Regions from separate parts of the Homo sapiens genome. Here regions 1, 2, 3, 5 and 6 are each linked to region 4. The links are chromatin contacts, found by Hi-C or POLR2A ChIA-PET in ENCODE. All regions are on one chromosome and are shown on one strand. Each heading gives the region's core, a stretch centred on a gene start or an enhancer-like site at or near the end of the contact. The rest is flanking DNA. Distances are from core to core; before and after follow the strand shown.

The links. Hi-C counts contacts between places; a loop is a spot of excess contacts on that map. ChIA-PET counts read pairs that join two places held with the same protein, here RNA polymerase II (POLR2A). Pooled maps may share reads with other maps.
Region 1: a pooled map shows a loop between it and region 4 (6-fold over the local background). The contact joins two enhancer-like sites. A Hi-C loop is called at or near these places in 4 of 37 single-sample maps with no recorded cell type and 7 of 50 pooled maps. POLR2A ChIA-PET finds 5 or more read pairs at or near these places in 1 of 52 experiments (B cell).
Region 2: a map of heart left ventricle shows a loop between it and region 4 (3-fold over the local background). The contact joins two enhancer-like sites. A Hi-C loop is called at or near these places in 1 of 168 maps with a recorded cell type or tissue (heart left ventricle) and 6 of 50 pooled maps. POLR2A ChIA-PET finds 5 or more read pairs at or near these places in 1 of 52 experiments (HEK293).
Region 3: a loop to region 4 is called in a pooled map, with 6 times the contacts of the local background. The contact joins two enhancer-like sites. A Hi-C loop is called at or near these places in 1 of 37 single-sample maps with no recorded cell type and 2 of 50 pooled maps. POLR2A ChIA-PET finds 5 or more read pairs at or near these places in 3 of 52 experiments (AG04449, HEK293 and WTC11).
Region 5: a pooled map shows a loop between it and region 4 (3-fold over the local background). The contact joins two enhancer-like sites. A Hi-C loop is called at or near these places in 5 of 37 single-sample maps with no recorded cell type and 4 of 50 pooled maps.
Region 6: a map of K562 shows a loop between it and region 4 (2.7-fold over the local background). The contact joins two enhancer-like sites. A Hi-C loop is called at or near these places in 1 of 168 maps with a recorded cell type or tissue (K562) and 5 of 50 pooled maps. POLR2A ChIA-PET finds 5 or more read pairs at or near these places in 1 of 52 experiments (activated T-cell).

The regions. Positions count from the first base shown.
Region 1 is chr6:14,708,549-14,713,063 of GRCh38, forward strand. The region is part of intron 1 of LOC101928354 (a long non-coding RNA gene); the gene reads right to left. Among named protein-coding and RNA genes, the nearest start is that of LINC01108, 430 kb to the left of the region's middle. Within about 2 kb of position 2,668, at least 6 of the 41 ENCODE cell types and tissues checked have a DNase peak (open chromatin) inside an H3K27ac peak, as active enhancers do.
Region 2 is chr6:14,636,316-14,640,862 of GRCh38, forward strand. All of the region lies in intron 2 of LOC101928354 (a long non-coding RNA gene), which reads right to left. Among named protein-coding and RNA genes, the nearest start is that of LINC01108, 350 kb to the left of the region's middle. RefSeq lists enhancers at 224-323, 3,391-4,374 and a silencer at 3,883-4,177. Within about 2 kb of position 3,041, at least 12 of the 41 ENCODE cell types and tissues checked have a DNase peak (open chromatin) inside an H3K27ac peak, as active enhancers do.
Region 3 is chr6:16,202,509-16,206,986 of GRCh38, forward strand. It overlaps the pseudogene RNU6-1114P. Among named protein-coding and RNA genes, the nearest start is that of GMPR, 34 kb to the right of the region's middle. RefSeq lists enhancers at 3,017-3,106, 3,317-3,526. Within about 2 kb of position 3,002, at least 9 of the 41 ENCODE cell types and tissues checked have a DNase peak (open chromatin) inside an H3K27ac peak, as active enhancers do.
Region 4 is chr6:15,386,800-15,391,630 of GRCh38, forward strand. All of the region lies in intron 2 of JARID2 (jumonji and AT-rich interaction domain containing 2), which reads left to right. Among named protein-coding and RNA genes, the nearest start is that of JARID2-AS1, 140 kb to the left of the region's middle. RefSeq lists enhancers at 602-681, 692-801, 3,424-3,783. Within about 2 kb of position 3,582, at least 5 of the 41 ENCODE cell types and tissues checked have a DNase peak (open chromatin) inside an H3K27ac peak, as active enhancers do.
Region 5 is chr6:14,732,633-14,736,795 of GRCh38, forward strand. No RefSeq gene overlaps it. Among named protein-coding and RNA genes, the nearest start is that of LINC01108, 450 kb to the left of the region's middle. RefSeq lists enhancers at 217-1,416, 258-377 and a silencer at 3,690-3,769. Within about 2 kb of position 2,304, at least 8 of the 41 ENCODE cell types and tissues checked have a DNase peak (open chromatin) inside an H3K27ac peak, as active enhancers do.
Region 6 is chr6:14,803,571-14,808,007 of GRCh38, forward strand. No RefSeq gene overlaps it. Among named protein-coding and RNA genes, the nearest start is that of JARID2-DT, 440 kb to the right of the region's middle. RefSeq lists an enhancer at 814-1,649 and a silencer at 1,168-1,462. Within about 2 kb of position 1,286, at least 10 of the 41 ENCODE cell types and tissues checked have a DNase peak (open chromatin) inside an H3K27ac peak, as active enhancers do.

The DNA of each region.
Region 1 (4,515 bases), core at 1,418-3,917, 680 kb before region 4:
GACCTCCTTTTGGACCGTAAATACAGTGAGAGTTTCCTGAGGACAACGACCAAGGCCTCAGCGTTGTGTTTCCCTAACATGGTGCTAGGTATTCTGAGGGTGCTTATTCATTACGTGCTATCTATAACACATGCAAAAAATAAAGCATAATTCAGACTTTTAGTTTCAAATATGGCACAGTAAACTAAAGCCCTAGTAGCTCTAAACTGAGCAAAGTCTGCAGCTAAAACTGAGCAAAAAATCTAAACCCTTGGAGTGAAGGATTTTGTGTATTTAAGAATCTCCTTTCAGCCGGGCATGGTGGCTCACACCTGTAATCCCAGCACTTTACGTGGCTGAGGCGGGCGGATCATGAGGTCAGGAGTTCGAGACCAGCCTGGCCAACATAGTGAAACCCTGTCTCTACTAAAAATACAAAAAATTAGCCAGGCATGGTGGCACATGCCTGTAGCCCCAGCTACTCGGGAGGCTGAGGCAGGAGAATCACTTGAACCTGGGAGGCAGAGGTTGCATGAGCCGAGATCGCGTCACTGCACTCCAGCCTGGGCAACAGAGCAAGACTCCATCTCAAAAAAAAAAAAAGAGAGAGAATCTCCTTTCACAGGGCACCAAGTTCAGTGACAGTGCAGAAAGCACCCAACTTCACAGGGTTGTCTTATCTGAGAGCAGAAACGCAACACCTTGAAAGAGCCTGTCTGGATCAAGAATTCAGCCCTCATTTTCCTAAGTGGAAAGTCTCATGTGGCCAAGCAAAGGTGACCCGATGAAAGCCAGCGTGTTCAGCCTCCTTTCAAATCGGCAGCCATAATTGCTACTCGCATTTAACATGGCACCAATCACAACCGTGTTCTGGGGCCAAGAACACTGGCCAGCTTACCACCTTCTGAAACTCGGGTGGCTGAGATCCAAGGCCAACAAGACTGAAGAGATGAGTCGCAGCAGTGGAACCCAACAGCTGCCACTGTAATTCAGGGAGCGTCCCCATAATCTGGCAGGGCAGAGTGGAACCTGTCATCCCCAGGAATTAGGGACAATTCAACCTGCAACCCTCAGAAGTTAGGTCTCCAGTAACTGCTACTGTTAAGAAAGTCCTCTCTTGCCTCTTCCTGGTTTGCAAATGTTGCTAGCCCTCTTGGATTAGCGAGCTAGGCCCCGTCTCGGAAGCGAGGTGTGGCACTTCACCCAGCAGACACACCCTCACAGACAGTCCCCATGTAGATGACAAGAAAAAGCTGACAACCAACGGTCCCAGGCTCTTCCATTATGATTGAAGCTCATGGGAGCTCGGCATCACTTAAAATGTTCTGTAAAGTTCTCAGGATGGTATTTAATAAGGCAGCAATTCAGTGTCAGTTCAAAAGCCATTTGGGGTGGAAATGGAGGGTAAAGTTGAGATGTCATAAACTCAGTAGCTTCCAAATTTTATTACAGGCTTTTTCAGGTCTAACAATAGCAATTTGGAGAAGGGAGAGAAAAGACATTACTCAGTCTTCAAAAGTACACCCCAAACTCATGCGAACTGTGAGCTGACACTGCCATCTGCTCTCCCTGACATGTGGTGTGGGAAGCATGATTACCATTTTCCTCTAAGGCCAGCGTCCTCTTTAGGATTCTCCCTCTAGCACCGGGCCTAGGACAGTCTTAATCCTGACAGTCCAGAACTTCAATTTTACTATTCACTCAACAAATACTTTTCAAGCATTTATATGCGCCAGACACTGTTATAAAGTCTGGGATGTAGCAATCACTAAAGTAGGAAAAGTTCTGCCTTGTTGGGGTGTTTATTTGCTAGTTAGGGGGACACAGGAATTAACAAATAATCAAGTATGAATAAACAGACTATCAGATGGTGATAGGTGCTATGGAAAAAGCAAGGCAGATTAAGAAGGACAGAAATCATCCAGGCAGGGGTGGGGGGAGTGGGGGATGTGGATTATGTGGTGCGGTCAGGGAAGGTCTCACTGAAGAGGTAACATCTCAGGAAGACCCAAGCAGGGGAAAGAGAGGCCATGTAGAATTGCAGGGCAGGGTTTTTCAGGCAAAGGGATCAGAAAGGGCCAAGACTGTGAGGCAGGAGAGGGATTGGTGTGTTTACAGAACAGCAAGGGGCCAAAAGGAGCGAGGAATGACGGTGACAGTGGAAGGAGCTAAGACAGGAGAGGTGGCCGGAAGCCAGATCGCTTGCAACCTTGCAAACCATTTTAAGGACTTCACCTTTAACTCAGCACATCAGTCAGGGCCTAACCAGGAGACAGAAGCCACACCAGTTATTTTAACACGGCTAATTTAATATAAAGAATAATTTTCTAGGAATAAAGTCTTAACCAGGTAACTGAAAGAGTAAAAAGACAACTCTAAGGTGTCTTTCGTATAACAACTTCAGGAAGCTCCACCCCTGGGGCTGGCAGAAGAAAAAGGGGGCTGTCGGATAATTAAAATTTAGAAGCTTAGAAAACAGTCCCATGGGGCTAGAACCCAAACCTCAAAGATGGGGCAATGGCAGTCAGTGCTGTGGCCCTAAAAAGGCACAATGAGTCTGGTTCTTGAGTGTAGGAAAAATTGCAACGTAGATTGAACAGCTGCTACAGGAAGAAACTGCTGCTGCCAAGATGAAGCAGCAGTACTGGGGTGCTGCACACAGGAGCCACAGGCAGACAGGATACCCATGGGAAAGAGTAGGAGCCTCTCTAGCAACCCCTACTGGCTGAGTGCAACAAGGAGCCCAACAAAGGAGAAATGCAGTGTTCAGGGGCCCAGCATAGAATCAAGTATTGAAGGAAGGCTTTGGAGCTGAAAGATGATAACTTACTAACTGGAACTCTCTGAATGAGATAAGATTTTGAGCAAGGAAGTGACAAAAGCTGACTCACTCTGACATCTGTGTTGAAAACAGACAGTAGAGGAGCAGCAACAGTGGAGGAGGGAAGGAGTGGATGGATTCTGAATACAGGCATCCCACTGGATTTGCTGATGGTGTCCATGTGAGCTGTGAAAGAGAGGAGTCAAGGGTGACTCCTTCATCGAGGCCTGAGTAACTGAATGGAGACAAATTTACTGAGGGAGCAGGGAGAGCAAGGGGGCAAGAACAAGCTTGTTAGGTCAGCTTAGGTGTGAGGTGCCTGTTAGAAATTCAACTGAGGGGCTGGGCGCCTGTAATCCCAGCACTTTGGGAGGCTGAGGCGGGTGGGTCACCTGAAGTCAGGAGTTTGAGTCCAGCCTGGCCAACATGGTGAAACCCCACCTCTATTAAAAATACAAAAATTATCTGGGTGTGGCAGACACCTGTAGTCCCAGCTACTCAGGAGGCTGAGGTGGAAGAATTGCTTGAGCCCAGGAGGCAGAGGTTGCAGTGAGCCAAGATCGTGCCACTACACTCCAGCCTGGGTGACAGAGTGGGACTCCATCTCAAAAAAAAGAAAGAAAGAAATTGGACTGACAATGACAGCAGGCAGTTGCATCCCCAAGCCTGGGGAGGGTTTAAGTTAGAGATATAAATTTGAGGCTCACCCATCATATAGATGGATTTTAAAGCCACATGATTGAATGAGATCATGCGTGTCATCTCAACGTCACTTAGAATATGACATGGCTAAGAATCAGCTCTGGAATCAGAATGATGTCAATTTGAATTCAAACTCTATCGTCACTGGATTTTCTCAGATGTTCTAAGCCCTGATTCCCTCATGTGTAACCTAGAGATGATACTAATCATGCTGACTACACTGATCTTATGTACGGATTAGATTCAGTAACGTAAGGAAAGCCCTTACACCAGTGCCTGATATCAACTCTTATAAATAAGAGTTATTATCATTATCATAGTTTTATGATATTATTAGTAGTCAAAGATAGCCAGAGCCTAGAAAATTAGGCTTCTAAGACCCAAAAGCAAAGAGACCTGAATTGTACTAAAAAGACAACTTATTAATTGTAGGAGAAGATACAGTGGCATCTTATGTGAAATAGGTATATAAACCATGACTCTGAATTACTGTGGCTTTCCTTTTACAGATACATTTATTCGGAGTACTAAAAATTTTTTTTTTTTTTTTTTTTTTTTTTTTTTTTGTAGAGACAGGGTCTCATGTATTGACCAGGCTGGTCTCCAACTCCTGGCCTCAGTGTCCCAAAGTGCTGGGATTCAGGTGTGAGCCCCCATTCCCTACCTCAAATGGTTTCTAATCAGGCCAATTCTCCTGACCTGTAACAGAGCCTGCCCTAGCTCTCAGAATTCTGCTGCAGAATGGGCTAGCAGTCAAGTTTGTTCTTCTCCATGAGAAGGTTTAGCACCTGGAGAGTTGAGAGGTAAGTTTGATGTACATGAGGACTGTTCCTCTGGTTTGTGAATAACCAGCCAGGGAGTAAAAAAAAGATGCCAGACAACCCTCACAAAGGAAAGAAGGAAGGGAAAGACAGATCCACAAAACGATTCTAAAGGAACATTATTAGCAAATCCTTTAAAATACCAAAACTGAGTGTGCAGGGCAAGACCAAGATAGAAACAGAATGCTTGCC
Region 2 (4,547 bases), core at 1,791-4,290, 750 kb before region 4:
TCCTACCAGGCTGAAAGAACAAAAAGCCTAGCTGTGGGGTGGTTGTTTTGCTTTTTGGTTTTGTTTTCACTGTGGTTTGTGTCACATGTTAAAGATGTCCCATGTGTCAGGAACAATCGCAAAGTACTTGACCTGCTTTATCTCATTCAGTCGTTCCAATGCCTCTGTTGTTGTGTCATTAGTGTTTCCATTTTATGGATGAAGAAAGCTGAGGCTTAAAGAAGAGAAGTAACATTTCACTGCCTCACAAATAGTGACAGAGCCAACATACAAACCTAGGCTTGTCTGGCCCCAGAGCCCTCATCCTTAACCACCACACTGCACCTTTGTAAAGGGCACAACTATTTGTGTCTAACAAATATTAGTTATCTTTTCTAAGAGCCAAGAGACATTTGTTCTATCCCAACTCTGTCTCTTAGAAGTCAAATGGCTCAGCTTCCACATTTGTAAAAAAGAGAGAACTAAAGTAGAAAATTCTAATTGTTTCCTGAAGCTCTAAAAAGCTACAATCCTAAGAATTAGTGGCCAGAGACCCTAAGCTGCTTAATACATTTATACCACATCCTCCTCAGCTGGTACTCGGCATTGAGGAAAATTCTTAGAAACAGAAATAAACAAAAATATTAAGCATAAGCCGTCATCAGATTTACATGTTATGCTGCAAAATTTATTGTTCTGTTCCTTTTCCTTTAAATGGGAACATTTAGGTCAAGGATATATCGTCATAATATCTCTGAGATGGGAGCTATGAGTGACTGGGCAAACAGATTTCCGATTCTAAGAATCTTCTCTGAAATCAGATGCTTGATAATGTGAATATTAAAATTCCCCCTTCACCCAATAACAATGTGGAAAAACATCTGTCCTTTTTGTTTTAAAATAAACATTGAGAATCTCTCTTTTAAAAATGGTAGAAATAATCATGAAACTAAGTATAACCACAAGAAAAAGTATTTGAGAAGAACTGAAAGACTAAGGGAGAAACTTGATATAATGTCCATCTCCTTGTACTTATCCTCTTCCTTTTAGCTTAATGCCACCTCCTTCATGAACACAGAATTGGAACCCACAACGGATGAGGTCTTGGCCTCACGTATGGGTAAAGCCTCATGTAAAAATAAACAGAGAGGAAATGCTGACGATGCCTGTCACTCCACTCGGATCAATTCACTTCAACATGCTCATTGCTCCATTTCATTTCCTACACCTTGGCCTTGCACACTCTTGCCATGCAAGGGCCGACTCCCAATAGGGAGTTGATTGTTTTGTTTAGGAATTCCAGAGCACCAATCAGATGGGGGGTCCTCATTCTACTCCAGCACACACACTCCACAAATATCTCTCTCCTCTCTCTTATTTTTCATTTTTAACCATTTAAATTCATGTTTATTTTTATGTATTGCTAATGTATGACATAGAGTTCCAGAGGGACTGTCAACTTCCTAAAAAGAATACACCTTCATTAACTCTCTCTACAAAGATGTACCATGTGCCTACTATGCCAGCAGGTGTCTGTACAGAAACAAAAAGGCACAATTACCACCCTAAGGAACCTCCTGTAGGATTCAATGCGGAGGCCACCTCCTCCAGGATGCCCTCCCTAGTACCTGGGTCAGAGTCCTGTGGCATTGGGTATTGGAGTCCATGATTCACCTTCCCTGCAGTGTGATTGTTGGTTTACTTAGGAGGCCCTCATTGCTTCCTTCCCATCCAGTGGGAGACATTCAAATAGGATGCAACTCACAGCTCCCTTAGCCAGAATTGCAGTAATGATGATAATGGTAATGATGTTAATAATCCTATCCATGAAAAACAGGTAACTCCTTTTTAAAGAAGGATTTCTTGCTTATCACCTTCGGTCCTGAATCCCTGGATATACCTGGGTGCAGGCTTCTTGGGGCTCAACACATGTCTGGGAGGATGCCAAGATGGCAGAATGATGTCAGTTTCTCACGGGGTGCTGCTCCCTTAGATCTGTACCATGCTGCCTAATATACGTCAGTTGCATTGAAATGAAAAATGAATAGGAAGTAGATCTTGCTGCTAAAACATATGCATCAGAAAATCATTATGAGTATTAAATTACTGCAATAAAATGAACCAGAACTAATCTTGCAAATTAAGATCCAATAAATTTTTTTTCATGGCCACACCTTTTCTTAAAAAAAAAAAAAAAAGAAAGCAAAAGAAGATTTAGCTTAATAGTATTAAAATTGACTGTAAGGATTTTGAGCGTGACATGGAAAGAGTCGATCAAGAAATTTCCATATGACAAATAGATTTGCATTTTTGGAGGGTGGGGTTGGAGGTTGTCAGGAAGATGTTGAGAATACTGCCCCTGTGCCAATTGGTAAAATGATCAGTTTTTAAGCTGACATACCTATGTATTTTACATGTAAAATTTATGTATACATATTCCCCTTCCTCTTTTCTGCTCCCCACAAATCCCCCAACTTCCCACTCCTTAGATAAGGTTCTGCTGACACAAGAAACTAGTAAATTTCTAAATTTCTGACAACCTCGTATTTTTAGAAGAGATGCTGCTGTCGTTCAAATTAAATCTGAAGCTGTAAATAAACCTTTAGAGCTTTGCCTGTTCACTGGAATAACAGGATATCTCCCTCCACCCTCCAGCAGGAGAGAGACTGTAATTAGCTCATTGTCCGTGAATAGGCACAAAAGAGGCGGTGCTCCCCATACTGGCTCCCTTTCAACAGCAGATCTTGGGGCAGATGTTAATTCATTAAGTGAGTAACTTCCACCATCTCCCAGGAACACCAGGGAGCCCGACTCCCCGTTCCAAAAGGGACACTGAGGAACAACATGAAATACTCTGGCCAAGGACTCACAGAAAGGGTACTCGGAGAAGAAAAAAAACCACCACCAGGATTCACCTCCCTGCTGCAGCCTGCTTCCTGGCGCTGGTTTTGGCAGCCCATCCCGGGGCTGCTCTGTGACACCCGGGGAACCAAACTATTTATAGCCACGCAGTCATTATAAACAAAGCTGTTTATAACATCGAACCTTGGCCCTGCATGAGTTAAAACTCTAGACTGGCAGCTATAAATAACTCTGTTATGCGCTCGAGTGTGACTATTGACTGATACTTCCTCAAATTGTGACAAATAATGACAAGTTTGTTTGACAAACATCCCACTGACATTCATCTGATTTTGAATAAGTGGTGCTGCTTTCTTAATTTGGTCCCTGAGGCCCAGGACTTCAGGAACTTTCTTTATTCTTTCTCTCTCTCACCTCCCGCATCAGGAAACTGTCCTGTGTGTAGTTGTTTTTTCCCCTAATCAACTGGAAGGGATTTGGGGCCATCTAAGGGGAAGCTTATTAAATCCACTGTTTCTCTCTTGGGATAATTCTGCTGTAGGGGCTTTGCAAGGGTCTGGGGAGTTTTGTTAATGACAGAAGGAGGGAGGGGTAGAAAAATGTGGGCCAGGCTGTGGTGGTAGGTAACACAAGGTGGAAAGGGGAAAGCAGAATTTAACATCAGACTGACTGGAATGTCAGTGTTTAAGGGGGACCAGAAATGTAGAAATTTGAGAAGTAGTTCACACTGAATCGATGAAAGACAAGATTCTGGATGGAGGGATTTACCCCCCAGGGCTTCTGGTCTGAGAGATCTTGTAGATCCAAGATTGGGGTCCCCAAGGCTCGGGTTCTCTTTCGAGGCCAGCTGATATTAACATACGTCATGAGTGACGTGAGATTCTAGAGCTCTCAGGGACCTATGAAATGGTCTGTTACTCGGTCATTTCACAGGTCAAAAAGCTGAGGCCACAGGGGCTCCCAGGACTCTTTAGAGCAGAGCTAGACTAGAACTCAGCTGTCTGGACTCCTGGCTAGAAGCTTTATCTTTCATCAGGAAATTAATTAACATGTGAAAAGCATGTGGAATTGTCCCTGGCCTGTGTTGACTGTTTTACAGGAGCACACCATTCACACCATCCAGGTTGCACATCTTTTCTGTCTCTATTAACTCTATTTGCACGGTCTCACACAGCGCCCACCGTCTCCAATCCCTCCTATGCAGAGCTTTCGCAGCAATCTTGCGAATATGCAAAACTGCTGCTCACTGGTCAGCCCACTCCCAGACCAAGCTGGGAGCGCAGTAAGAAGACCTGACTCAGGATCCTGCAAAGGCAGAGGTGGCACCTGAGAGCAAGTCTCCTTAAGTTTTGTGCCCTAGGCCCCTCACGTGACTCACCCTAGTCCCACCCACACTTACCCAAATAAACATCTCCCAACTGGTTTGCATGTCTGCAAAAATTACTGCAGACATCTCACCCTTGCTGACAAAGTCCTCAATCCCTGGTCCCTCCCACTTCTCCTGCCCAAATCTATGCTTTACCCCAAAGTGTACTCTTCACTCCTTCCCAGAACACACAGCCTCGGATGTTTCCCATTCCCTTTGATAAGAATGCCCCCTTTACATGACAAAACCCTGACCATCTTTCCTGACCCATTGCAGATGCCCAAGGAAGCCCTTGTTGACTGATCTGGCAGCTGTGATGTGCTTTCCTTGGAAGCCCCAT
Region 3 (4,478 bases), core at 1,752-4,251, 820 kb after region 4:
AGCTGGGTGTGGTGGCGGGTGCCTGTAATCCCAGCTACTCAGGAGGCTGAGGCAGGAGAATCGCTTGAACCCAGGAGGCCGAGGTTGCTGTGAGCCAAGATTGTGCCACTGCACTCCAGCCTGGATGACACAGCAAGACTCTGAATCAAAAAAAAAAAAAGACTTATTGTTGTTAAAATGGCAATACACCCTCAAGTTATTCAATAGATTCAATGCAATTCTTATCAAAATCCCAGCTGATTTCTTTGCAGAAATTGACAAGTTAATTGTAAAATTTATATCAAAATTCAAGAAACCCAGAAAAAACAAAATAATCTTCAACAAAGAACAAAATTGGAGGAGTCACACTTCCCAACTTCAACATGTGTACAAAGCCATAGTAATCAAAATAGTGTGGTCCTGGCATAGGGTAGATGTATATAGATCAGTGTAGTAGAATTGAGAGTCCAGAAATAAACTTTCACATTTACAGTTAATTGACTTTCAACAAGGGTGTCAAGACCATTCAGTGGAGAAAGAATAGTCTTTTCAACAAATGATCCTGGGACAACTGGATATACACATGTCAAAAAAAAAAAATGAAGCTGGACCTGTCTCACAATGTGTACAAATTCAGAATAGAGAAAAGACCAAAACGTAAGAGTTAATCCAATAAAACTCTTAGAAGAAAACAGGGGTGTAAATTTTCGTGACCTTGGACTTGACAATGGTTTCTTGGATATGACACCAAAAGCATGAGCAATTAAAGAAAAAAATAGATTAATTGCACACAATTCAGCTAAAAAACTTTTGTCCTTCCAAAGACACCATCAAGAAAATGAAGAGACAAGCCTACAATGAATAAGAGAAAAAATGTGCAGATAATATTACACGTATCACAGCTCAACACCAAAACACCAAATAACTAAAAAATGGGCAAAAATCTAAATAGACATTTCTCTAAGGAAGATAAATGCATGGCCAATAAGTGCATGAAAAGATGCTCAACATCATTAGCCATCAGGGAATGCAAATCAAAACCATAATTAAATGTCATCTCACACCCATTAAGATGGCTAAAATTTTTATGAAACAGAAATAACAAGTATTGACAAGGAAGTGGCAAAATTAGAACTCTCATACACTGCTCATTGGAATATATAATTAATTGTGCACCTCCATGGAATACTATATAACCATAAAAAAGAATGAGATCATGTCCTTTGCAGCAACATGGATGCAGCTGGAGGCTATTATTCTAAGTGAATTAAACACAGAAACAAAAAACCAAATACTACATGTTCTCACTTATAAGTCAGAGCTAAACATTGGGTACACATGGACATAAAGATGGGAACAATAGGCACTGGGAACTCCAAAGTGGTGAATGAGGATGGGAGGCAAGGGTTGAAAAACTACCTGTTAGGTACTATGTTCAGTATTTAGGTGATGGGTTCAGCAGAAACCCAAATCAGCATCATGCAATATATACATGTAACAAACCTGTACATGTACTCCCTGAATCTAAAATAAACATATTTTTTAAAATAAAATAAAGTGGTGCAGCTGCCTTCGAAAGCAGTCTGGCAGTTACATGAAAGGTTAAACACAAAGTTACTGTATGAGCCAGCAACTCTATTCTTAGGTATATACCCAAAAGAAATGAAAACATATGTTCACACATAAACTTGTCCACCAGTGTTCACAGAATATTGTTCATAAGAGCTAAAAGGTAGAAACGGCCCAAATGTCCATCAATGGACAAATGAATAAACACAGTATGGTATTTCCATATAATTGTATACTTTTTGGAAGTAAAAAGAAACGAAGTACTGATACATGCTACGGTATGGATGAACTTTGAAAAGATTATGCTAAGTGAAGGAAATCAGTCACTAAGTGAAGGAAGCCAGTCACTAAAGACAACATATTGTATTATTCCATTTATAAGAAATGTCCAGAATAGGCAAATCTGTAGAAACAGAGAGTAGATCATTGGTTGCCTAAGGCTGGAAGGAATCAGGGAAGGCCCTGAGGAGTGATGGCTGATAAATAAGGAGTGTGGCAGGTTTCTTTTTTGGGTTATAAAAATGTTTTAAAATTGGTGTGATGATGGCTGCACAACTCTATGAATATATGAAAAGCCACTGACTTGTACATTCTAAATTGGTGAATTGTATGATCTGTGAATTATGTCTCAATAAAGCCATTGGGAGACAATATAAATAAATACAATCCAGAGACATTGTCCTGTGGGTAAATACTAAATAGAATCATTAGGCTGGTCTCTGGATTTGTCTATTCAATGCTTTCATGTTGGTTTTCTTTATCTTCCAGCTCCAGAAAAGGCCTGTAGTTCCAGCTACTGGGGAGGCTGATGGAAGGATTGCATGAGCCTGGGAGGTCAAAGCTGCAGTGAGCTGTGATCGCACCACTGCACTCCAGCCTGGGTGACAGAGTGAGACCCAGTCTCAAAAAAAAAAAAAAAAAAAAAAAAAAAAAAGCAAGCAAGCAAGAAAGAAAAAAGTGCTCGTTTCAGCAGCACATATACTAAAAATTGGAATGATACGGAGAAGACTACCATGGCCTCTGAGCAAGAATGACACAAAAATCCTGCAAAATAAAAAGCCTGAGCAAAGTGACTTGCCCAGGATGCCACAGTTCACAGTGGTAGAACCACAACTGGAAACCAGGACTTTGACTCCCAGGCAGCTGCCCCTTCCACGAGTTCCATGTCCCATGTGCATGCTATGTTTGTACTGGGGTCAATGGCAACCGTCTTATTTGGATATTCTTATTTTCCTCTATGCCCTGAGAAACCTGGTTTGTAGACAGAAAAGGCTGATTTTTTGCTTCTAAAAGCTTAAGTTGACATTTTGTGTTGTTTTGTTTTGTTCTCCTGGCCCAGCCTAACAAGCATTCACATAGTAGACAACACATGCTTGCTGGACCTTACTTCCTGTCTGGTGACCCAGCTCCCTAGAGACTTGAATCTCAAATAAATGTTTCTGTCAGGAGGCTGAGCTCCCAGCTGTGCAAATTGGTCACAGATGTAATTGCATTTGCCCTCTGCCCTGGAAGAAAACATGCCTGTGGTTGGGGGTTTAGATGTCTCAGAATGAAAGACATTACTCCTGACTCTGGGTAATAGCCGTGACGCTCAAAATAAGCTGCCACAGAGACACGCCATAGTGTTGCCAGATGTACAGGGCTGTTGCTACCCAGAATCTGGATCTGCACAGCCAGTTACCAAACTGTGGCCATGTCATTGGCCAATCAGGCATAGTCAAGAACCTAGCTTTTCCACTGGCTCCTCATACTTTCAAACATAACTCCATCCCCTCTTCTCCTCTCCCTAATGCCCACAAGATCTCTGCAAAGAGCTCTAATTCCAAGTTCCCTGAATGGCAGACAATGGCAGCCCTAGGACATCTACACTGCACAGGCTGCAATTGCTAGAATCTAATTAAAATAAACATTGTAACAAGCTGCTGAGCCCCGCCCAGTGCCTCAGGAGTGCAGTGATGTGACACATCTCACTGCAGCCTCCACCTCCCACCCTCCAGCAATCCTCCTGCTTTGGCCTCCCAAAGAGTGGAAACTACAAGTGTGTGCCACTACACCTGGCTAATTTTTGTACTTTTTGTAGAGATGAAGTCTCGCCATGTTATCGAGGCTGGTCTTGAACTCCTGGGCTCAAGTGGTCCACCCACCTTGGTGTCCCAAAGTGTTGGAATTACAGGTCTGAGTTACTGAATCTGGCCAGATAGATATTTTAAACCCAGTATTTGTCTGCCTTTCTTCCTCAGTAGAATTTGAATGTACCAGGTGGCTGCTAGCTACACACCTGTGTAGGATGAGGCTTATCCTATATGTCTGCCCTATTTGTCTTGTTAAATCATATTATTATTCTGAACGCTTTCCTTCTAAAGCAGACAACCAAAGCATAGGGTATTAGCTCTTCTTAGTCCTTTTCCAATCCAAACATTTAGACTTCTTTCTGCTCACCCCTGGGCAGTATCACCCTCATCAATTTCCTCTTAATTGACTAGAATGAATTGTAACTATCCCCATCAGCAATCACATCTGTTAAGGATTGCAGAGTGCCATTGTTGTACGGGAAGAGCATTTCATTTGAGCCACCAAAAATTTACTAACGTGTGGACACAGGGACAGATACAGAGGATTGCAAACTCCAGTTTCTGAAAAACTCGATTCCAAAGCAAGGGAAAAGGTGCCCTCTAGTGGTAAACACAGCACACTACACCACAGCATCCTTATTCCAGACCGGAAGCCTGGCTATTTGAATCCTATTTTCTGTTTCTTCCAGAAACCCTGAGGTCCAGACAGGATGTGACACATGAAGGTTTAAGTGAATTAAAATAGGCTGCTGACATCTAAGGCCAGGAAGAAATAATGAGTACGGATCCACTTTCACTGAGAGCAACCATCTCTGCTAAGCCACTTCTTCAATTTGGTGGCAAGTAACCAACTATCTG
Region 4 (4,831 bases), core at 2,332-4,831:
GCAGCTCCAGAAGTGGCTTATGTAGGCACAGTGTTGGAATAAGAACCCTGCGATTGGAAAGATGATGACATTCTCAGAGTCAGACTGTCTCTTAAACTGGCATCATGGTTTTTGTTCTGAACTGTTGTGTAAACTCAGAGCAGATGGGCTTTGGAGGAGGCTTCATTCTGACTGTCTTCAGTGTCACCTTTCTCGTATAGCACATTAGCCACCACTGTTTTTAATCTGTGAGTATTCGGAATACTCAGCCTGGGTGTGTATTAATGTTAATAATTAAAAATTCTGGAGCTAGGGTCCCAGACTTGGCTTTTTTCCCCAGAGGCACTCTATAGAGACATCTGTAGGTCATGTCTTTTGCTAGTGCGGTGTCTTTAGTTAGACTGAATCCTGTGAGGAGCCCATGATCTCCTTGTCGCCCTTGAGGATGCCAAGACAGTGTGCGTGTGCCTGTGGTGGGATAGGATTGCTAATCATATTCTTGCGGCTGTGGTGAAAGTCTGTATATTAGTCAGCTCAGGCTGCCATAATAAATTACCTTAGACTGGGCTGCTGATATAATAGAAATTTCCATTTCTCACAGTTCTGGTGTCTGTAAGTCCAAGATCAAGGTGCAGGCCAGCTGGGTTCCTGTTGAGTGCCCTCTTCTTGGCTGGTTCCTCTGAGTCTTCCTCCTCATGCGAGGACTCCAGCCCTCTCAGGTCAGAGCCCTGTGCCCCTATGACCTTATTTACCCTCGATCACCTTCTCATGGACCTTAGGGGTTAGAGCTTCAACAGAAGACTTTGTGGGGAGTACATTACAGTCTCTGCAGGCCTTGGACATGGTGACAATTTTATTCCAGTCTAACTGTAGATTAAATTAAACTCCATGTTAATCTGCAGCATGTTTTCTTTCTTGCTTGTGTGATACTAGAACATTTTCCTGGTAAGTCAGGAAACCCTTAGAGCTGTTTGACCTTTGAGAAGCCTGGATGGAGTAACTGCTTTTGACAGGGGGATGGCAGTTGTGATGGTCCTGGGAGGATGTTTCTGTTGTCATAGATTATTTGGGGAAGCATTGTGGAATTATTTGAGGACTTCTGAGGTCGAGGGAATCCTATCTGTTTAACAGTAATTCATCTTATCTACCTTTTGTGACTCCCAGCCATTTTTTATTCTTGACGTGTAATAGAATAGAAAGACCCTGCAGGGTCACCAGATAGGGCTTCCTACAGCCAGAGGTGACTTGTTTGTGAATAGGATTTATTGACGTTCTTTCTTATAGAGTGATATTGTTCCCTGCTAGAGAAAGGCTTCATGTGTTTTCTAAATCTTCGAATTCTGTGATATGTGTATTTAAGTAGCTTTAATTACTATCAGATTTATTGTAATGGACTAGGGTAGTTTTGCTGTGCTTGTGAATGTCTTAGATCTGATTTCCCTCAAATTTAGAGGGCCCTTTACTTAGCTTTTGGAAATAACCTGTTATTACTTGAGCCACTTTAAATGTTTAGAGTCCTGTATGGTATATCTTTAAAAGCCAGAAGAGTGATTACTAGATATGCTTCTGGGAAATTACCCTACAGTTCATAAATCCCTTAATTTACAATTTGATTTTTAAGCTCACCTGCTGCCAAATCTCATCTATCCTTTTAGCTTCCTCTATAGGCTTTAAAATGTTTCTGTAGAGTCCCAGATTTAGCTTCTTCATAATTTCTTTCCCAAGGATGATAAAAACAGTACAAGTCTATCGTTCAAGGAGGTGTGGGGATGAGGAGAGAAACATGAGCTATTTTATAATATATTATAAAATATATATATATAATTTTTCTACAACAAACTATAATATAAAATATATAAATATTTTATAATATTTTATATTCGCCAGTGACATCCCATTCTTGATTATAAACCGGCAAGGCCAAACCTGTACCCTGCCATTGACATCCAAGGAGAGCTGTCTCTTGTGTTTCATGGTAACTTATGCCCCGCATGCTTTCAGACCCCGTAGCTTCTCTCCCTGACCTGTTACTAGTGTTCTTGCTTCATTTATGCTTTGGAGCTAATGGCTGGTTCAGCTCTTTCTGTGTATACACAGAAAGGTTGTCTTCCTGTGTGATCTGCCCTGCCCTTGTCATCTGGGTAATCCTTAACTGAGTCCCTGTTTTCTTTCTGCAGTTAGGTGGGTGCCTGTTCATGCTTGGTACTGCCATCTTGGTGACGGGGAAGGCCACGTGTGGAGGCTCCCAGGCTAGCTTCTGGTGGTCTCTGAAGTGGTAGTCTGCTTTTAGCTTTCCATGGCTCTCAAAGTTATGCTGCCATGTGTTACATGAAGGCAGTCCAAGGTCTCCATTTTGCAATCATTTAACTGTCTTTTATATTTAATCAATTTATTTAACTGTTTGTTTTTATTTTTTCTGTTGCCCAGGCTGTAGTGCAGTGACACGATCTCAGCTCACTGCAGCTTGCGTGCACCGCCCCCAGCAACCCTCCCACCTCAGCCGCCTGAGTGGATGGGACTATAGGCACGTGTCACCGCCTGGATGATTTTTAAATGTTTTGGTAGAGATGGGGTGTCACTGTATTGCCCAGGCTGGAACACTGTTATTTTTGATAGTCTGCTTCCATCCCATGTGATTGGGGTTTTCACCAAGGGACCCATGCTTTTGAATGCTTATTTGAAAAATAGCATCTTGCCTCCTTTGAGAGTGAATTTAGAAGAATGCATCTAGAGTGATCTGTTCCCTAGGGGCTCCCCCAGCAGTGTACCCTCCATGAGATGACTTTGTTCCTAGTGTCATTTGAAAGGGCCTTCCAGTTTGCTCAGTTGGAAAGTGTTACAGAGTTTTAAAGGGTGAGCTGGAAGGCTCTCAGCTGGCACTTTCTGAATCCCTCTGAGGAAAATGTTGGCAAACTCTTCACTCTGCCTGAACTCTTTTTATAAATGGAGAAGCCAGGAGTTGGGAAACTACCACACAAAGTGAGGTCGAACCCTCTGTGGAAACGTGTCATTATCCTAGCTAAGACAGTGGACTATTTTATGGTAATATGATGGTATGGACCCCCTCCCACCCTTTGATGTTTTGATGTTTCAGAGAGCCCTTCAGTTCATCTTCCTGCTACCAAAAATAGAAGTGTGTAGTGCAGCAATTTACAGTGTATTTCTATTTTTAACTGGAGAGACTTTTTTCCTAGAGATGCACATGGCTTTTAGTTTCCTTCTTTGACAACTTAAATGAGGAGGGCGGTGCTTGAGTGCTTTATTCAACAGGTGTCCCACCTTCTAAGGAAAGTCCACTTTTTTCACCCCCTGCCTCCTGCCCTTCCCTGTTTCAGAGAACAAGTTTCCACAGTAAGGAGGAGGAACTTGCCTTTGATTTATTCTCATATTTGTTGTCATCTGTCCACTTGCATTTCAGTCTGATGAGAAACCCAATGTGAGTGCGCCATGGAGCTCGAGAGGTTTCCATGCTCCTGAGCTGTCTGACTGCAGAGCCTATAGCCACTTCTGCCTAGTCCCCAGAGAAGCCTAGATATGGAGAAGAACCCAACAGTGCTTGTTGGTGTGGGGTTCTCTATCCGTTCATCGCCGCACTGCCGCACACTCAGGTCAAGCAGGGACGTCCTTCTTAGCTCTGTCCACGTTGTGCAGCCCATGCTTGGTGCTTCTAGCCTTCTGGGGTCTCCCTTTATGGACGAATTCCAAGGGAATAGGTTAAGATTGCCATCAAGTGGCTGTTCTTGGTAGTGGATGTTGACATCCCTGCTGGCCGATTTCTTAGCCCCTCTGTGAGAAACTCTGTGCAAGGGATTGCCTGTCCTTTTGTGGGGGTAGGCAGTTGTTGACAGAGCTCAGGTCATCTCTGGGAACGCAAGCTGGGCCTTCTCATGTGTGCTCTGTAAAACTGAAGGAAGACTGGGTTGTCCTTGGATCCATGAATACAGACCATCAGAGATTTCCTGGAGAGAATGGCTGGGCATCTACCCTCCTGCCAGCTCAGGTCCAGTAGGCCGCAGTCCTCCAGCTCTGCTAGTGGAAATTGTTGAAGGATCACACTGTCATCCCTGTAAGTATGTCCCAGGGTCCCACCAAGGGTTCAGAAAACCGACAAACTTGATACCACCATCTGTTTGGTTTGTTGTTTTCCGTCTCAGAAAATGGGATACTAATTTTTTTTCCTCAGAGGTGGTATTCTTACGATGAATGCAGTTGATTTATTTCAGGTTCTTAGTGCCTGGAAGAATGTAAACATTTAAAAGGGCGATCATTATTGAGGTTGTAGATATACAGTACCCCGTGACTTCCTATTTGTGCTGTAGCTTTGTCATGAAGCAGGACACCTAAGGGACGGTTTTCAAGTTGGTTTGCCCCCTTCTAGGTTCTGAATGCCAATGTCTTGTAATCAGGCCTCACCCTAGGGCTTGGCGAGCTGAGACTGCTGCGGCCCTGACAAGCATGGAAGGAAGGATTGCCTCTCTAGTTTTCCCCAGCAAGGCATCCTCAGTGGTGTTGGTGAAAGCTGCCCTGTAGGCGTAGTCGGTGTTAGGTTTGTATAGGAGGGGTACCCCACAGACTATTGGGTTCTGAAGTCTCTGAGGAGCCCTAGCAGAGAGTTTCAGAGCCAGCATGTGGCATGTAATGGAGGCTAGATCTGTGCCAGCTGGGTCAGTGGGGAGGCCTGAGACAGACAGAGGGGAGAAAGTGACTGTGGGAGAGCATCCGATGGGAACAAGCTCTAAGTTAGGGTCAACAAAAGAAAATTCTTAAGGCCTATCTATTTTAGGCAGCTTTTTAGAAATGATAAAGGCTGTGTTATGCAACCATTCACTTTGCAATCTGTCAAATCATATTA
Region 5 (4,163 bases), core at 1,054-3,553, 660 kb before region 4:
TATTGGATTAAGGGCCCATCCTACCCCGATATGACCTTGTCTTAACTGATTACATCTGTAATGACCTTATTTCCAAATGAGGTCACATTTCAAGGTACTGGGGGTGGGGACTTCAACATATCTTTCTAGGGGACACAGTTCAACCCATAACACATGCATCCTGCAGAGCTTCCTGCTCTCCCTGGAGCCTACGGTCATGAGCTGCTGACCCTCCCTCACTTCCCAGACATTGCCAGCACACGACTCATGACCAAACAGTGCTCCTCCAAGACAGAACCCTGGTGACTCGCAGTGCTGCAGACAGGCAGTACGGAGGGGTGATTAAGAAGACATTGTCATTTAAAATAAAACCACACAGTTCTTTTGTAAATATGTGTCACTGGGTATTTAGAACCATCATACCCAACCCACTGCTGCACGTTGGTGGAAATGTCAAGTAAGTTACACACTCACGTCTTTTCTGGGGAGCCTTTTATTCACGGTTCTCCCTGAGTTTGATTTCCTGAGGGAGTGTGCTCACCCGCCTCCGTTTCAGCATCTAACCTTGCCTGTTTCTAAAGTTCATGCTGTCCTGACATTCTTTGCATCAGCACAGTCACCCCTGTTAGTCATCTCCTACCAATTTTCTCTCTTTGTACTCTTTCAGGAAGTCATGTTTTTGCTCAGGTAAAAGAGGTGTAGGAAGAGCGTTCTGCCTATTTGATGATTCATCTCTTTGCTTTTTGCCATTTCTAAATGTTAGGGGGGAAAATCCTTTTGTTACGGGCTTTAGCGAATGGGCTTGGTCAATGGGGTGAGAGAAGCTGCCATAAGCCACTTTCAACTTAGAGCAGAAGCAATCTTTTATCGGTCTTTCTTATTCTTTTGAAGACTAGCATCGTGATTCTCAGGGCCACTGGAATCCACGAGACTGACTTCCCTGAGGAGAGACTGCCTTCTAATGGCGTGACCATCTGCTCCACTTCCTTCGTGTTTGGTCAGTGAATCACGGCAAGTCACAGGCCACCTGAGCATTCTACTCACTTCTTTTGGATGCATCCAGGCCAAAGGCTCAGAGTGTGTTTGAGTTGAGATAGATCTGAGCATATTCAGTTAAATGAGGCCCTCAAAGAGTATGATGGGGAATTATGCCCCACTGCCTCCCAAACTTCAAATGTTGAAGCCCTAACCCTTAGAGCCTCAGACAGTAACTCTATTCGGAGATAGGGTCTGTAAAGAGGTAATTAAGAAAAGGAGCAAAAATGGAGCAAGTTTCCTTCTCCCTTGCGCTATTTCTAAGGTCATGTTATAAAAATCAAATGGAGAATACCTGTCAAACAGTTGATCAAGCAGTGAGGAGAAAGAGAAATAATATTAATTCAAAGGGCATGCTTCAACCCATAGTCAGAACAATCTATTAGTTAATCAAGCAAGATTTATTGATACTCACCAAGAGACTGAATATACAAATGGACAACGGCCAAGCCATAATTAAAAACAACTCCAACCTACAATCTACAGCAGCCAGCCCAGGACACCAACCCATTAGCAACAGCAATCGGCCCAGGAAGCCAGCCTGCTATCATCAGCCAGACCTCTAGAAGTCTAACCACTATCTCTATCAACAAGTTAGGAAGCCAAACAATAACCCCTGTAAGAATCAGCTCCAAATGGCCAGAACTTGACTGACAATGGACAGCCTCCCTGATTTTTGTCCCTGCTTCCAACTTAGGACAAACCAGAGAAAGGCAAATATGCACCCTAAGCAATCACATAGGCATCTGTGCTTCTAGTGAACCACCTCCAGCTTCCCACACCAACAGCCTCCAATCAGCACATACCTGGAGCCTCCCTTTTTTCTACTATGAAGTTTTCCCACTCCTCTGCCCGCATTTGAGTCTCTGCCAAAACACAAACGATAGTAGCTCTGAATAAACAGCCTGTGCTTATTCTTATTTGGTTGGTCTTCATTTATTTCCACACTTCCAAATGCAAGTAAATGTTATGCTAGGCCCTTGAATGGTCAGGGAAAATACAAGGAGATATACGACATGGTCCTTATGCCTAATAAACTTAAAATCTTTGGGACTGGAGATAAAATGCACAAAAAGCAAGAACCACCACCACAATGACTAAGCAAATAATAAAGCCAGTCAGGAATAGTAAGTCTCAAATGCAAGTTCCAGATACTGGACGTAGAAGTCTGGAGAAGAGAGATTACTTTTGGCTGGGGAGGTCAGATATGAACTGAACTTCAGCACACACAAAGGAATTATTCTAGTAATTATTGGGTTCCCCCTTGCTCACATGGTTACTCACACTTGAAAGTTTGCGGTAACAAGAAGGAGCCTTGGCAGGAAGTTTGTTTGTTCCATGACTGCTTTTACTGTCACATGAAGAGTGAGTGGTTGATTTACTGAGAAGTCCCCCTTGTTACCCTTCATAAGCCCCAAGTGAGTCAGGACCTTCCCTTGGTCATCAAACTGGAGACAGGACACCCTTGCCCAGTTAGCATTTTAGTTCAGCTTGCCTGGGTTCTCATTCCAAATTCCTGCCCCCAAATCCTTGGTCACCCCCAAGAGTAGATCTTTATCCACAACAGGCCACTGTTGAACCTAAGGTTTCCCAGAGGAAACCAGAAAAGACTTCCCTTATGTTGGGGTTTTAGGGTACCCAATAAATAGGACCCCTCTTTCCTGCCCAACTTCTGAGCCAATTAAGAGGAATAGGAATCAGGCAGATAGAGGGAAAATATCACCATTCTTTTAAGTTGACAAAGTCTTGGTTGGTGGCTATCATTTCAGGTCCTTGGGCTTGTTAATATTGTACCACTGATGGCAAACAGAAACTTTGCAACATGGAGATTTACCACTTAAAAGTTAAGGCTTGGAGGGGCAGAGGATGTTTACTTTCCTCAGGCTCTTCCCAGAGAGAAAGGAATAGGTGAGGCGTACATCTTCCATTGCTTCTCCCAGGCCGACTGAAGTTCCTCTTCCTCCAATGAAGTGAAGGAGAGAGAGGATGCAGGCGGCCAGGGGATTTACTCAATGGAAACATGTCCCCAATAGAAACAAGGACAGCAGGGAACAAATGTTCCCATCAGCTACCTACAACAGGTAAGGCTAAGTCTCTGTGGGGTTGAGGTCCCTTGCCCCCAGCGCACATACACACACACACACACACACACACACACACACACACACACAGCCACCAATGCCATGCTCATGCTTTGTATAGTTTTGGGATTTGTGACAACTTTTAAGTCTGAGGGGAATGAATGTACTCATGAAGAAAATCTCCACCGTTAAGGAAATGCCCTTGGTGTGGACTAGTGCTAGAGGCACAGACCTTGAGTAGGGAGTCCTGAATTCCTATCCCAGTGCTGAGTTAAGCAGCTCTATAGTTATTCAAGGTCTCTTGCCCTCCATGTGCTCTGTCCTCAGTTATGCACTGGAGATCAGAATACCTGTCCTGCCAAGTGTGTGAAAGACAAGATAAAACCAGAAAGGGCCTCTGAATAACCCAGCTCCACTTCACAGAAGCACTGGGGTGGTTCCATATTCAGAGAAAATAGTAATGTTTTTCTTGAAAAATAGAGTAGATGTGAAGCAACTTTCTGTCACTTCTCAGTACTTTTTTAGCACCAGAGAGTTTATCCAAGGTGGACCCCATCAAAGTGAAACAGAAGGGAGGGGTGGGGAGGTCCCCCTAACCCATAAGCTTAAGGGTTGGGTGTTACTGACTCCATTTGGAGAACACGCAGCCAGGGGCTTAATGACACATTTTGATTGATTACACTGGTAACTCTGAAACCTGGTACAGATTACCTTTTGCCCTCAGTGGGGCTTTACCTGAATCATTCCTCTAGAGCAAGAAAGCTGAACATCATTACTTTCAGAGTGATAAATCAGAGAAGGGTAGGAATTGAAAGGGCACTCGACTTTTTCTTCAACTTCTTGAAGAATAAGACTACTAGAGGATTAGTCCTTGGCCACCACTTTTTTGTAATTCCCTGGGCAACAAACTAGTCCTCGACCTAGATGGAAAAAATGGTGAGAAAAAAAGGAAGGGGAGAACAAAGAATGAAGGAAGGGGAGGAGAAGAAAGAATGAAGGAAGGGGAGAGCAAAGGAAGACCAGTCTTACGAATACAGGACAAGAGGAAAAATAAAGTTCAGAATTCTT
Region 6 (4,437 bases), core at 36-2,535, 590 kb before region 4:
CTGGTGGGTAAATACCCCATAAGACAGAAAAATGACTTCCTCCAAGGGACTCCTGATAATTAGACAAGACAGTGGAGAAATTCCTTCCCTGAGCCCCTGATTTCAAGGCCATGGCTACATCCATGATAAGGTATGTTTCTGCTTTGCTTTCTCCAGAGAATCAGGGAGAAATCCCACTCCATCCCACCACTACAGCCCCCGGCTCGTGAGCAGAGCTCACGAGGTGGTGGTACCTTCTCCATCCCCACGCCTGGGGCACAGGGAAGAGCAAGGAAATTCTCAGAACAATGCAGCATAAGACATGATTTCTCCATGGGTCCCAACCTTCCCTTTCATGGGTCTCCAGTCCTGCCTCCCATTCTGCACTCTGCACCCCCATCTTTGCAGAGCCATCCCTAAGTCACACGCACCGTGGAAGAGAGGAGACAGGGTAACAGCACTGTGCCTGCCACCTGACCACAAGCCCAGGCAAAACTGTGGTTTGACCCACATGGGGCGGGCAGATGGCTCTGTTAATGCCTGTGCTTCCCTCGGACCGCTCCAAGCCCTAAGGCATGAGGGAGGATCTGTCAGCACAGGCAGCTCATCCACCCGGCTCTCACCACCCAGTTTCAGCAGGACTGAAAGACCGCGGTGCACTTTTGCTTCCCTGGACACTCAAAAAGCTCAGTGATGTTTATTTTCCTTTGCTCAGTCTCCTCTTTTCACCACCAGGACAGTGTGAAGTCAAAAATCTGTGCTCAGCACAAGACACAGCAGAGAAAGAGGAAGAAACTGGCACAAAATATTTTCTCCAGCGTGCTGCCTGGGGAGCCTGGCTTTGACTTCGACATGTGCTGGAGGTGTGGTGTCCAAAGTAAACCTTTTGAACTGTTTTTTTGGAACCTCCAAAAAGACCTCGCACATCAAAGGGGATCTGATCCCCCATGAGGTGCATAGCAGGCATCGTTAAGCATTTTGCATGAATCAAACACCTTCTGAAAAAGAAAGGAAGCCCAAACTCATAGCACATGGCCAGCCCGTGTCCCCGACCACAGGCAGCCTCGAGCACATGCTCACCACATGGCTTCGCCTGGTTGGGTGGAATCAAACCCTGCAGAGGCACAGGGGCTTCTCCATCACAGGAGCCGCTCTCTGTGCACTCCCAGGCTGGGATACAATGGGGCTGCTTGTTGGAGCAGCCTCACGACCCCGGCCTAGGCCCGCCTCAGGGGAGCCCAGGCAAACTCTGACTCCAGTCACAAGGGGAGCCCTGCTGGGCCGCCCCACCCCAAACGCCGAGGCAGGATGCAATCTGGGGCTGAATACAGAGTCCAGTGTGAGTCCTTGGCACGGCGCCCAGAAAGCCACGCAGCAGCGATGGGCTTGGTGGAGAATTCCAGGCTCTGAAAGAAAGCAGAGCAGGGAACAGAGCCGGAGCCTTGAGCCTCTTCTGTCATCTTCCCTCCTGGAATTCATTCGGCTTACCACAGGCAGCTGCAGCCATGGGCAGAGCATGAGCTCAAACTTCAGAGGCCATGGTTGCCCAGACAGTCCCAGAAACTGATGACACGTGCTTCTCTTGACCTGCCTGAGGAGGAAGGAGCTTTCAGGCCCTTTCCCAACAGCTATGCTACCTGCACAGTGGCAGCCATCCTTTGAGGGCAGAAGGAAGGGATTTAGAAATCACTTGTGCCCTCTCAATAACCTTCAAAGTGCCCGGGAGACACCAAACCTCAGATTTCACTGGAGGTACATACAGCAGTTTTTAAAACAAGATTCTGGGCCGGGCGCGGTGGCTCACACCTGTAATCCCAGCACTTTAGGAGGCCAAGGTGGATGGATCATGAGGTCAGGAGATTGAGACCATCCTGGCCAACATGGTGAAACCCCATCTCTACTGAAATACAAAAAATTAGCCAGGCATGGTGGCGTGCACCTGTAGTCCCAGCTATTTGGGAGGCTGAGGCAGGGGAACTGCTTGAACCCAGGAGGCGGAGGTTGCAGTGAGCCAAGATCAAGCCACTATACTCCAGCCTGGGCGACAGAGTGAGACTCTAAAATTAAAATTTAACATTAAAATTTAAAAAAAAGGTGCTATCATTCCTGACAATTGCCTCTTTAAAAGTCGTCTTCTCTGGTTAGCAAAGTTCTAGGTTCAGGAAAAGAAAAGTGTTTAAAACCACTAATGCAACCTGATTGGTAAGAGTTTTAATTAGCAGTTCCAAAACTGTGCACATTCTGAGCTTTTAATTAATATGCACAATTTCCGTTGCATTTTACTTCAATAAGAGCTATATAAAACCAGTGAGTGGGTGACATTGACATTCCATTCAAAAAAGAACTAGAAGAAGAAGGGGGCAGGAGAGTTGAATTTGGAGGAACAGAGAAGGCAAATGAGTCTCATAATTCTCTAAATTATGCCTTTATAAATAAACATTGTCACCTACACCTCTCATTGGAAGCCCTTCAGCTCATGCCCAATCAACCCCTGGAATCATTTTAACACACTGACACCCTGAACTGTGGGCCCAGACGCTGGGGATGCCAGCCAGATAATCCTCCCCTCATTCCACAAATACGGACTGAGGATGCTACATGCCAGGTACAGGCAGGTACCAAAGATGCCAAGGTGAGAGAGTTGGTCCCCACCCTCCAAGGAGCTCATAGTTTTATAGATGATCACATAAGGAGAAAAACAAAAGCTCTATGTCTAGACCACAGACACCTCAGGGGCAGAAACACTGTCTCATTTATTCTTGTACTGCCGTCATCTAGCCAGGGTCTAAGCAGAGTAGGCAATTATTAAATGTCTGTTGAATGAATACAGGGTGAAAAATGTGTGCCTCCACACATACAGTGGTGCAGCAAAGCAGGGCAGGATCAACCCTGCTTGGTGGGGTAGACCCAGATGACAGTTTCCTGGCATGCTCAAGCAAGGCCACACCAGTAGTTATCCATGGCATCTGTTCTAACTGCTCAGAACCCAATCAGACAGGTTGTTAAATATTTTTATTATCATCTACCTGGAGAAAGGTGAGATCCCAGAGCTGGATCTTAAAGACAAAATGAGAGCCTCTTAAAGTTGGGAAGGACATTCTGAACACAAGGACCAGTGCAGACAACATCAAGGAGACCTGAGCTTTGCCACACAAGTTGGGGATTGGGAAGAGGGAGGTGGGATCCTGCAGAGCCTCATCTCCTGTGCAGGGTTGCTTAGACTTTATCCTGAAGGCCATGAGGGGTCAGCACAAGGCTTTCATCAGGAAGAGCCTTGAACACTCTGATGGAAAAAGAGACAGGTCTGGGAAAAGAAACAGTTGGAGGCTTTAGAAATGGGCAAGTAAAAAAATGTCAGAGTCAGAGGTAAGACATGGGCAGAAGGGATGCATAAATACAGGGATAATTGGGAGGCAGGCTCTCTTTACACAAGATTCAGGAATGTATTGGAAGCGGAGGATAAGAGAAGAGAGCTTGGGCAATGGGGGAGGCTGGGTTCCACTAACATGATAGGAAGCTAACCTGGGTAATGGGGCAAGGGAAGTGATGAGCACTACATGGCAGGTGTTGCTTTTGCCGGGACAGATGGAGCCCCCCCGGGGTAGGCCCTAGGGTTCTCGAGCTCAGGCAGATCTGTCTGGGATTTGCATGGGGTGTCTTCCACAATCTCATGAAAACACACATCACACACACACACACACACACACACCCCTTCCAGAGATTTCAGAATGTGGCATTCCCCTGATAAGAACACTTCCATGTTTGATGAAAACCTGATGCTAGTTCAGAAGACGCCACGGAAAACAGTGTACAATTAGAAGGCAGTGATGACACCGATGAGTTAGAGTTCTGATAAAGCTGACTCCAGGAAGACAGCCAAATAGGGAGAAACGCTCAAGCTTCATTTTTCATATATGTTCTGAAGAGTTCAGAAAGAAGCCCTGGTGCTCTCAATAACCTCAAGGAACCTTTTCCCCCTTTAAAGAGGAAAAGAAATTTTAAAAGAAACCTCCTTAGAACGTCCATCAAAGCCTTAGCCTGTGCTCGTTGCTCAGTCTAAAACACCCGCAGGCTTCCAAAACAGTGGTGGTCCCACCAGACATCTACCTGTTGAATTCTAAACAAGAAATCCTGAACGATCGATAGATGGATTGCCTTACTAGCTCCTTCCCTTCAGATATTTTTCTTGTGGTCCTGGCTTCCCCAAGAGACAAGAAATTCTTAGTATACCTTCACCTCAATCACTCTACCCTGGATTCAATGAATCCATTTCTATCTGGTGCACCCTGTAATTTCCAGGTGGAGAATAAAGCCCCCCAAAATATTCAAACCTATATGGTTGTAATACAGCCAAAGGGACCTTCATGATCAACTTGATCTTCCACTTGACCTGCCTGTGAATTAAGTCAGTCCTGATAGTCTCATTTTACTACCCGGCTGGGGCATGGAGAGAATAAG